Regions from separate parts of the Homo sapiens genome. Here region 2 is linked to region 1. Evidence: chromatin loops called from intact Hi-C (ENCODE). Cell type or tissue: endothelial cell of umbilical vein. All regions are shown on one strand. Each heading gives the region's core, and the rest is flanking DNA. Links, peaks and the distances in the headings are about the cores only.

What was found. A loop is a pair of places that touch in the nucleus more often than their neighbours do. Peaks named below come from ENCODE experiments on the same cell type or tissue, not always from the same donor. Only the 100,000 strongest peaks of a DNase experiment are listed, where the experiment ranks them.
Region 2: it touches region 1 in a loop (19-fold over the local background); 4 of 110 quality-filtered maps call a loop at or near these places.

Annotation. Positions count from the first base shown.
Region 1 is chrX:72,124,348-72,129,723 of GRCh38, forward strand. The region is part of intron 1 of NHSL2 (NHS like 2); the gene reads left to right. It overlaps RTL5 (retrotransposon Gag like 5), which reads right to left. Exons shown (of 1, transcript NM_001405151.1): 1 at 2,763-5,376. Among named protein-coding and RNA genes, the nearest start is that of RTL5, 4.9 kb to the right of the region's middle. In endothelial cell of umbilical vein, for the core only: CTCF peaks have their summits at 2,410 (motif pointing left) and 4,644; DNase peaks (open chromatin) are centred at 1,794 and 2,374.
Region 2 is chrX:71,856,528-71,861,903 of GRCh38, forward strand. No RefSeq gene overlaps it. Among named protein-coding and RNA genes, the nearest start is that of NHSL2, 52 kb to the right of the region's middle. In endothelial cell of umbilical vein, for the core only: a CTCF peak has its summit at 3,333 (motif pointing left); no DNase peak of the experiment used is centred there; H3K27me3 peaks cover 145 bases.

The DNA.
Region 1 (5,376 bases), core at 266-5,265:
AGGGGCAAGCTCACATCAGACCATGGTACCTGCTGAGGGATCGTCACGCATGCTATGTTTCTTGATCACTTACTTTGTGCTAGAACTGGATCTGTGGGTCGGTTCTTGCTCCAGGGAGCTCTAGGGGAAGGCTCAGAACCAAACTGGCCATTAAATGTCACACGGGCTAGTTAGTTCCCAAAGCTCTATGCTGCTCTAGGCTGGGCTGTGTTGGATGTTAGAATTGCCTAGGGAGCTTTCTAGATGTAGACATTCCTGGAGATTTTGTTTCCAACGGCGTGGGTGCAGGTGGGGAGTAGAGGTTAAGAGCATGGGCTCTGGATGTCAAACTGCTGGGGTTCACAGTCAAACTCGGCAAACAGGGCAAGTGACCTCAAGCCACTTGCCTGATTGGTTTCCTCACTTACAGAATGAACGTGGGGAAGTCACAGCTGTTTCACAGGCAGCAAGATTTTCCTTGCCTTCCTCCATCGCTCAGCCCAGGAGAGGGTTTTTAGGACCCTCGCCATCCTTGTCACCCTTCTACTGTCTTCCTTCCTTCCTTCCTTCCTTTTATTCTGATGTTTTCTTACTCCTGGCAAGCCAAAGGGCTTCTGTGAGGTGCAACTTTGTCCCCTTCCACAGGGCAGCCAGGGCCCCAGGTGGGCCCTGCCCATCTCAAGGATTTCACATTGCTATTGCAGCAGCCCAGGAAAGCATTGGCGCATCTGACAGCCAGGTCAGTCTGTGATTCTGACCGATCTCCTGTCAATTCACATCCTCAGATTTTCATTTTCACAAGCTTCTTCTAAGCCACATCTCCCCCACTTAGGCTTCTGCAGTTGCTTTTCTGAACCTGACTGCAGGATCTCAGATGAGCCCCTAGTAAAGGTCATTTCAGTGCATCCTTCCAGGTTAGGGAGAGTTTTTTGGCCCCTCATTCCCTTTTAGAGGACATTAGAGGACATCTTCTAGTCCTCCAAGCTTTGTACCACCTGCAGATGCCCTTAGCAGGCTGCCTCTAGGTCTCCATCCAGTGGCCCATTTATTCACTCACTTCTTCATTTATGTACCAAACTAGGATTGAGATTCTACTGTGTACCAAGTAGTGTGCTGGGCCCCAGGGACTCAACAGTGACTAGACAGATCAAGAAGCCATGGCCCGAGAGGGGATGAGACTCATGCCAGAGCCCATATAGAGTCAGCAGCAAGGCTGGACTGGAATCCAGGGTTCTTTTCCCCATTCCCACAGTGCTTCCTGCTTCAGGGTTGGGGCAAGGCTGACTCTGTTTGTCTTTTTTTCCACCTTCTCTGGCCATAACACAATCTGGGCTCACCTATCACTACTTGTGATGTCATAAGAAATCCCCTGGGTGCTGGAGACCTTGTCAGGCACCCTGAAGAGTACTGGGGAGTCCTAGTGCTCACTGATGAAGCCCACGACCCCATAACCCTGTTCCTCCCTAGAAGGGGCAGTCAACCACATACTTAGAACTGCCACCTGGCTGGTTCCCCCAGAGCTTCCAGAGATGGTGCACCTGATGCGTGCTTCGTTGCTTTGGCAAAGACCCAGAATCCAGGCAGGTTGAGACTTCAAGCTTGTCAGGAGTCTCTCCTGGGAGATAGCAAGCACGGTGTATTTGAGTTAAGAATGTATATGGGTTTGGGAGTCACGAAGACCTGGAGTCCCCCATATGACCTAATATCTCTGAGATTCAGGTCCCTCAGCTCTAAAAGGAGACAGCATCACCTGCCTCACTTAATTGTGGAGATGAAATGATGTTGGCGAAAGTCCCTGGCACATGGTCAGAAATACCATGGTTTCCTCCCTCCCTCCCTTCCTCTTAAAGGGACAAAGCAAATGTGCCTCTGAAACCAGGGTTTGTTTCCCCCACGGGAATCCTGCAAGCTGGAGGCAGGGGGGGTAGGACAGGGCAGAACTAGGAGACCAGCCTGGCCTGTTAGACAGCAGGGCCAGCGGAGTGGGGGCAGAGAGGTGCTAAGTGTCCCCAGAGCTAATGGGCAGCTGCAGGGCTGTGACAGAGCCACTCACTAGCTGTCAACCTTGGGCCAGTGACTTCTCTCTAAGCCTCAGTGTCCTCATCTTTAAGATGAGGGTAAGGGTAGTTAGTTCTTTCCCCCCAGGATATCATTATCAGAATGAAATAAGATAACAGATGTGAAGTGCCTGGCACAGCACTCAAAAGCAGCAGAGGCTTAATGAATGTTCCCACCCACTTCCCCTGGAAAAAAAAAAAAGTCCAATTCATGCTGGGAAACTTGGGCAAATCCCAGAATGGGATTCAGTTTCTTCTGACCCCACAGTCCGTGAGGAGCCATGAGATCTTGCTTGGAGGGCCTCTTACATGGACTGCTCTGGGGACTTGTGATTCATCACCAGCTAACTCACTGGTATCCCATAGCGCCACCTAGTGCCAAAAAGCGGAAGGGCCCTCCCCAGCCAACCTGGCCTCTTTCTCTTCCTTCACTCAAAGTCCCATGCATGCCCGTGCGTGCCTGTAGGGCTGGGCCACCCATAGTCCCCGGGAGAACGAATGCTATTTTTCAAGATGCCCAGTGCTTCCACTTCCCTCCCAACAATTTCTTCCATCCACAAATGCACAGAACTGTAGACAGGTCCCTTGAGCCTCACCGGCCCTTGGTTTCCTTGTCTAAGGATTTCAAGACTTCAGGGTAGGGTTGACTCCGGCAGGGGACCTTGGAAGTACCCTATGCCTACTCTGTACCCATCTATGCTTGCTCAATAACAAAGAGGCACAATCTTTACACACCCTTTATATTTTTATTGAGGAGAGAAAGCTTTAGCATACAGAGCAGCTTCTTATCTTCACAACACAGTAATGCAACAATAACACATGTATTCCAAAAGGGTTTCCTCCCGAGCCTCTGGGAGACCTTGGGCTGCCTTCATACCCCTGCATGCATCCCCTCCCCCCACCCCTCTTTCAACCCAAGAAAGCTCCCAAAGCCCACAGTTCCTCTTACAGCTCTTATGGCTGTTACATCACAACAAATATTGAAGATCTGGGAAAGGAAGGAAGAGGGTCAAAGGGAAGCCCAAGCCCCTCCTGCCCCAGAGGGTGGAAACCAGCTCACTGCTCATCTGCTCTATCCCTGGCTGTAGCTCTGAGGGTTCAGGGTGAGAAGCACCATGGGAACAGGCAGGACCTGTGCTGAAGGGTCCCTGGAAGTGTGGGTTTAAGGCACCCGTCCTTCACACTTCTCCACAGGGACATGGGGCAGCAGGGCCAGAGTGTTGACCATCAGCAAACAGGGTCCACTGCCTCGAAGAATAGCAGGTCCCCTCGAAGAATAGCAGGTCCCCTTCTGGAATGCACTCTTGAGGAAATCAGATAAAATCAGCTGAAAAACAGACAAAATTTTCTTTACAAAGTTGTTTACTCCTGCCCTGGTGGGGATGGGGAAAACCAGACAATTGAAAGGTCCAACAAATTAGGAGAATGCTTAAATGAATTATTCAGTATGCATGACTGCACAGGTGGCAGCCATTTTAAATCCTGCTGATCAAGAACTGGCAGGGTGATCTCAGCTTTGACAAGACATAGCAAGAACACACTAGAAAGGAAAGCAGCAAAGTGTTAATAGTGCTTGCCTCTGTGTGGTGGGACTCTGAATGGCTGGGGGGTTTTTGTCCTCATAGTTTTCTCTATTTTCCAAACTTTCTTTAATGATTATGTATTACTTTTCTCTTTGGAGAGAGGGGATCTTTTTAAAAGGTAGCAACAGGTTATAGGAATCCAAATCCACTGATCCCCAGGCTGAGAAACAAAAGCGCTAATGAAAAGGGCATCTTACCTCCCACTGATGAATAGAGACCTCACCAGAAACCAGTCAGAGGACTGGGTTTCTCTGCGACTCCTCTTCCTCCAGCTTTTTTCTCTTGCCTCCAGGCCCAAGATCCTAAGGTCCGCCTGAGATTATCGGTCAGACTCCCATGAGGAACAGAGGTTGAATTTACTATGCTTTCTTCCCTTTGGCCACAAACCCTGGCTGCACTTGCTCTGCTGCCAGTCACTGTGCAGAAAGTCCAGTGTCCAGGGGCAGTTCAGGCCAGCAGTGGATTTGGCTGGCATTTTATGGCCAAAACTGACATAGTAAGTGTGTGTTTTTCACTGCAGAAGCAGTGCTTTCTGGACTCAAGGCAAGCAGTGGGTCTCTTTATAAGGGCACCTGAGTTTGTACCTAGAAGTCCCAGGAGTTCCTAGGAGGCAGCCACCCTCTTAAGCTTTACTGTGTCACTGAAGCACAGCAGCAGGCCAGGGGTTGGCCCCCATGAGGGGTCCCAGCTGTGAGGCCACGGTAGGTGCAGCCTTCCTCTCTCCTCTCAGAACTAAGGGTTCCTTGAAATTGAAGGGAGCTCAGAGCAGGCCATGGGCCCTCTCTCTGTCTGTCCCAGAAGGAATGGCCAATCAGGCCTCCTCTGCAACTCCAAGGATAGAAAGTGTCCTGCAAAGACCTTTGACTGGGGGCTGCAGTCCAAGGCCTGGCAAGGGGAGAAGACCACCATCCCTAAGGAAAGAGTCACTCTTTACAATGGCAGAATGATCGTTGCTGCTTCTTTCTCCTCCTCCTCTTCTTCCTCCTTCTCCTCTCCGGAACCCTAACTGGCTACCCTTTAGGCAACATCAAGGAAAGTTGTGGAGCCTGCAATGTTGGGCGCTGTCCACCGGGGGTGCCCAGGAGGGCAATGTGGTGAGAGGAAAGGGCTCCAGATGTGTGGCAAGTCAGTCCAAGAGCCCTGATACAGGAATCTGTGCAAAGGTAAACTCAAGTGCTGTAAGTGGAACCAGCCTGCACAGTCAGTCAAGGGCAAATCTCCGTCAAGTTGTCCATTTGACATGTGGCTTTGCACACTCTCACTGGGCTAGATGTCGGGTCCTCTTCCAGGCCCTCTGCTGGAGGTGTGGCATGAAATGAGTGTAGGATTCTAGGGACATTTCTGGATACCATCCTGCTCACCATCGATTATATCTAGCAACTGGCCTCAGTGGCTTTAGGAGTTCAGGGTAGCCTGTCCTCTTGCTCATTGGGGCAGATCAGTGAGGCATTGGGTGAAGTCCTGGTGGGTCAGTCAGAGAATAAAACTGTAGAACATAGGGTGAAGAAACGCAGGAGAGGTGAGGGTTAGGAACAACCAGAGGGGAAATACAAGAGGGTGACCAGTTCATTTATGGGAACAGGCCCAGAAACTTGCTCTCCAGCTCGTGGCCGGACTGAGCAGAGTACATGCCAAGAGGGCAGCTATTGCTGATCCCTCCTTTCCCAGGTGGCCCTGGTTGGGCACACGTCGCTCTCTGGTCACGGTTGCAAGATGGTCTGGAATTCTGCAGGTCTTCTTCAGGTTCTGCAGGTCTG
Region 2 (5,376 bases), core at 276-5,275, 270 kb before region 1:
CCATTTTAATGATATTGATTCTTTCTATCCGTGAGCAGGAATGTTTTTCCATTTGTTTGTGACATCTCTGATTTCCTTGAGCAGTGTTTTGTAGTTCTTCTTGTAGAGATCTTTCACCTCCCTGGTGTGGTGTGTTCCTGGGTATGTCTGTGTGGCAATTACGAATGGGACTGTGTTCCTGATTTGGCTCTCCACTTGACTGTTGTTGGCGTATAAGAATGTTCGTGATTTTTCACATTGATTTTGTATCCTGAGACTTTGCTGAAGTTGTTTATCAGCTTAAGGAGGTTTGGGGCTGAGACTATGGGGTTTTCTAGATTCAGGATCATGTTGTCTGCAGGCAAACTGTACTATTAAAAGAATGTAATATAGGACATAGGACAAAAAAAAATAGAGGAAAAAGAGGAAAGGATGATCACAAAAGTAAATGTGTTGGTTTCCTCTTGGAGGAGGAATGAGGCTGAGATCAGGCAGAGACACCCCAGGAGCTTTGCGGAATGCTGGTGGTGTTCTCCTCTGTGACATGGGGGTGTTTCTGTAGAGGTGACCTTGATAATCACTGTTAAACAACACACACATATTGTGAACTTCTATGTATGTTACATTTCAAAATAAAGAAAGGCAAAATTGCTAACAACGAATAACACGCATTTGTAGTTAAACACCTCTCACAATCCACAGACATGGAAATAACTGATTAGTTTTCTGTATGTGTAGTTTTCCAGTTTTAAGAATGTCCTACAAATGGAATCACACATTATGTAGCGTTCCATATTTGGTGTCTTTAGCACAATGAAATACATATAACACCTCTAGAACTGCAAAGTACTCTTTCTTGACCTCAGTACTCAATATGTGCTTTCATCACTACACAACAGTTCACTCACAGCCAATTGGTTTTCTAAACTTGTATATATGTATAGTATGCTTTATAAATATCATATAATATTTAACTTTATGTAATTTGTTATATATTGGTAATGGACTTTTCTTAAAAACAGATAGCATTCCTAAGAATACCCAGTACATTTCCACTGCAAAAAAAAGGTACTCCATCATATGAATATATCACAATTAACTGATACAAACTTATGAAAGTAAAAATTTGCATGGTTTCCCCTCAGTATTGTTGAATGGGATGAAAGCTCTATACACTCTTCCTAGGAGACTGCATACACCACCTCCCACAACTCTGCTCACAATTTCCGAAAGTTCATGGACCCCAGGTTGAGAAGCACTGTTCCAGGCCACCTTTCTGTTTTCACAGATGGAGAAATGGAGGTTCTGAAAGGGGAAGTGCTTTTCAGCAGGTTAGGAGAGAGCCAGTTCTTTTGACTCCTCATCTAGTGCTTGTTTTACCTTATTCTACCATCTGTTGTGCCTGTACAGAACTGTACAATACCAAGAGACAACCATCCTGGGTGACCCCAGCACACCACAGGTCCTCTGGATGGAGTAAAGACAATAGCTGCTCCTTCACCCAAGATGCTCTCATGGGTTAATCTGGCTCTAGCTGTAACTGACAGCAAATGGGATATATTATAGTGCTTAGAACTAGTCAAGAGGTTGGGAAGAAGCTGCACCAACTTTGATATCAATCCACATGAGGCCTGCGTATGAGGAGATAGAGTGGTTTCTGCCCTGCTGAAGGACAAAATGGAGACTGAAGAGATGCAGCCTTGAACTATCTGGTGGCCTTGACGTGGCACTGCCCCTCCAGCTCTTAGATTCCTCACTTGCACACTGACCATGAGTTGGCCTGTTAAATTTCTCCAAGAGTTCTTCTAGTTCCAATATTCTGTACTTCTATGATCTTAGAGCAGGAACCATGGAGAAAAAAAATCAGTTGAGGTGTTTGGGTCCTAGAATTATGGACAAAATTATTTTTTCCCTCAAATTTCTTCTAATGGTATGATAGAATTAGCAATAAAGAAAATGTAGTCTAAAGGGATGAAAAAGGCTGGGTGTGCTGCCTCGCACCTGGAATTCCAGCACTTTGGAAGGCTGAGGTAGGAGGATGGCTTGAGCCCAAGAGTTTGAGGCTGGAGTGAGCTATGAGCATGTCACTGCACTCCAGCCTGGGTGAGAAGGTGGGGGCCCTGTCTCAAAGAAAATGTAGATGAAAATTCCCTAACGAGAATCTGAGAAGACCCTTTACTTAAGTAGTAATTTAAAGTAAAGTTTCAAAGTAAGTGGTTCCTTGATTTCTGCTTCTCATTTGCCCTTAAGTAAGTCCTTACAGTTGCTGGACTTCTAAATAATGGAATCAGAGAATGGAGCAGTACTTATCATGGGAAATGCTATTTATCTCTAAGCAGAGGGGTGGCCCCCAGAGAACCAGAGAATAGTTTGTTTGTTGTTTTGTTTTGTTTTGTTTTGTTTTGTGTGTTTGTTTGAGGCAGGGTCTCACTTTGTCATCCAGTCTGGAGTGCAGTGGTGATTTCGTCGGCTCACTGCCAGGCTCTACCTTGCAGGCTCAAGTGATCCTACCCCTTCAGCCCCGCAAGTGGCTGGAACTACAGGCATGCGGCACCACACTTGCCTAATTTTTTGTAATTTTCGTAGAGGCAGGGTTTTGCCATGTTGGCCAGGCTGGTCTCGAACTCCTGAGCTCAAGTGATCCTCCTGCCTTGGCCTCCCAGACAGGCATGAGCCACTGCGCCTGGCCCCAGAGAAGAGTTTTTATTTCATTTCATCAATCGATGAAATAAATAACCACAACATTCTTCCTACTTGACTGTATTAAAGCCACAAATTAGTGTGGAGCCTTCACTCAAGCCACTCTGGAGGAGTACAAGACTAGAAACAAAAGCAGGGGAAACTCATCCTGGGATGGAGGCTGACTTTTTAGGAAAATGCCTCTGGCTTTGCCTATTATTCTGTAGAGGAGTACTTTGTACTTTTACGCTGCTGAAATAGTACTCCATTGTATGAACACACCACAATGTATTGATCCCATCCCATGAAAGTTGCAACAAACAATAAGGCCCCAAAGGGCTGCACACTCCAGCCTGCTATCACTCTGTCTGTCAGGGTCCAGTGCTTTGTGTAGCACATCAGTGGTCTTAGTTGGGCCTGAGGAGAAGAAAGAGGAAGAAAAGAGTTGCTGGGGAAAGCTGTTGGCAAGGTTGGTGTTAAGAAGGAAGTGCCAAGCAGGCAAAGGAGATGCAGCCCATCAGAAGAATTGCCAACCCTGCTTCCACCTTCATTGGCACAAATGGCCCTTTCAATCCCAGCAGCTAACCTTAGAGAAAAGGACAAATTGAAAAGGCATGAAATCACCAGCCGCCGCTACTAGCTTCCCAGCAAACAGCTTAAAACGGCACTGCCCTCACCTGGTCAAATTAATGTATTACATTGAAGGCACATCTTTTTAGATTTTTTTTTGGTCATTTATTTTTCTCCAGTTCTTGGTCCTCCACCTCTGACAGTTAAGTGGATGGGAGGTGACAAATCTCCCCTGAGAAGCTGTATCAAGTTACCAAATTCATGGGGCTCCAGCACAAAATCACAAATTCTGAATGAAAACTTACCATCCAAATATAAAATATTTACTAAAAAGTTAAAATTAATATCACAATTATGTATCATTCCTATGATGTTTAGAGAAATTTATGAGAAGTTGAAAATAAAGCTATTATTATCAATAAACTGATATTACTACTCTCAAGGAGATTTTCTATAAATAGCAAAAATAATTTTGGTTATTCTTCTAGTTATAAAATACTTACCTGTTTAACGCAATGTTATTTCCCTTAGCACTATTTTTTTCTCCGCCTATGGTGGCAGGCAACGTATGGAAAGAAAACATCACAATCTATGTGTATAGTTTAATAAATGATTATCAAGTGCACCTGTACGGGAACACTCCCCTAGGTCCCAGAGGAGAACACCGCCAGCATCCCCCAGAGCCTCCTGGGGTGTCCCTGCCTGAGCTCAGCCCCACTCCTACTGCAAGGGGAAACCAACATCCTGACTTTTCTGATTGTCCTTTCCTTGCTCTTCTCTATGGTTTTATACCCTAAGTATGCATTCTTCAACAAGGTAGGTTAGTGTTGCCTGTCATTTGAAGTTATAGGAATGGAATCATTAAACTTGTCCGTGTTGTTACTTGCTTCTTTCATTCGGTGTTATCTTTGTAAGACTCATGCCTATTATTCAGTAGAGGAGTACTTTGTACTTTCACTTTTTCAGAAAGTTCATAGACCTCAGGTTGAGAAGCACTGTTCCATGCCATCCTTCTCTTTTCACAGATGGAGAAATGGAGGTTCTGAAAGGGGAAGTGCTTTTCAGCAAGTCTGGAGAGAGCCAGGTCTTTTGATTCCTCATCTAGCACTTCCTAGATGAAGTGTTGAAATAGTATTCCATTGTATGAACACACCACAATGTATGGATCCCATGGAAGTTGTAATATTCATTGTTTCCCATATTTGGAACTGGATGATTACAAAAATACTACTCATAAACCCTTGTTGGCACAAGCAAAGGAGTCCTGAGGGGGACGTGTAGGCTGCTAAAAGCACATATTTAAAAGAGTGTATTAGCCTGTTTTCACACTGCTTATAAAGACATACCCCAGACTGGGAAGAAAAAGAGGTTTAATTGGACTTACACTTCCACATGCCTGGGGAGGCCTCAGAATCATGGCGGGAGGTGAAAGCACTTCTTACATGTTGGCGGCAAGAGAAAAGGAGGAAGAACAAAAAGTAGAAACCCCTGATAAACCCATCGGATCTCATGAGACTTATTCACTATCACAAGAATAGCACAGGAAGGACCAGCCCCCATGATCCAATTACCTTCCCCTGGATCCCTCCCACAACATGTGAGAATTCTGGGAGATACAATTCAAGTTGAGATTTGGATGGGGACACAGCCAAACCATATCATTCTGCCCCGGCCCCTCCAAATCTCATGTCCTCACATTTCAAAATTAATCATGGCTTCCCAACAGTCCCCCAAAGTCTCAGCTCATTTCAGCATTAACCCAAAAGTCCACAGTTGAAAGTATCATCTGAGACAAGGCAAGTCCCTTCCGCCTATGAGCCTGTAAAATCAAAGCAAGCTAGTTACTTCCTAGATACAGTGGGCATACAAGTATTTGGTGAATACAGCCATTCCAAATGGGAGAAATTGGCCAAAATAAAGAGGTTACGGGGCCCATACAAGTCCAAAATCCAGCAGGGCAGTAAAATTTTAAAGCTCCAAAATTATCTCCTTTGACTCCAGGTCTCACATCTAGGCCACACTGATGCAAGAGGTGGGTTCCCGTGGTCTTGGGTAACTCCGCCCTTGTGGCTTTGCAGGATACAGCCTCCCTCCTGGCAGGTTTAACGGGCTAGCATTGAGTGTCTGCAGCTTTTCCAGGAGCACAGT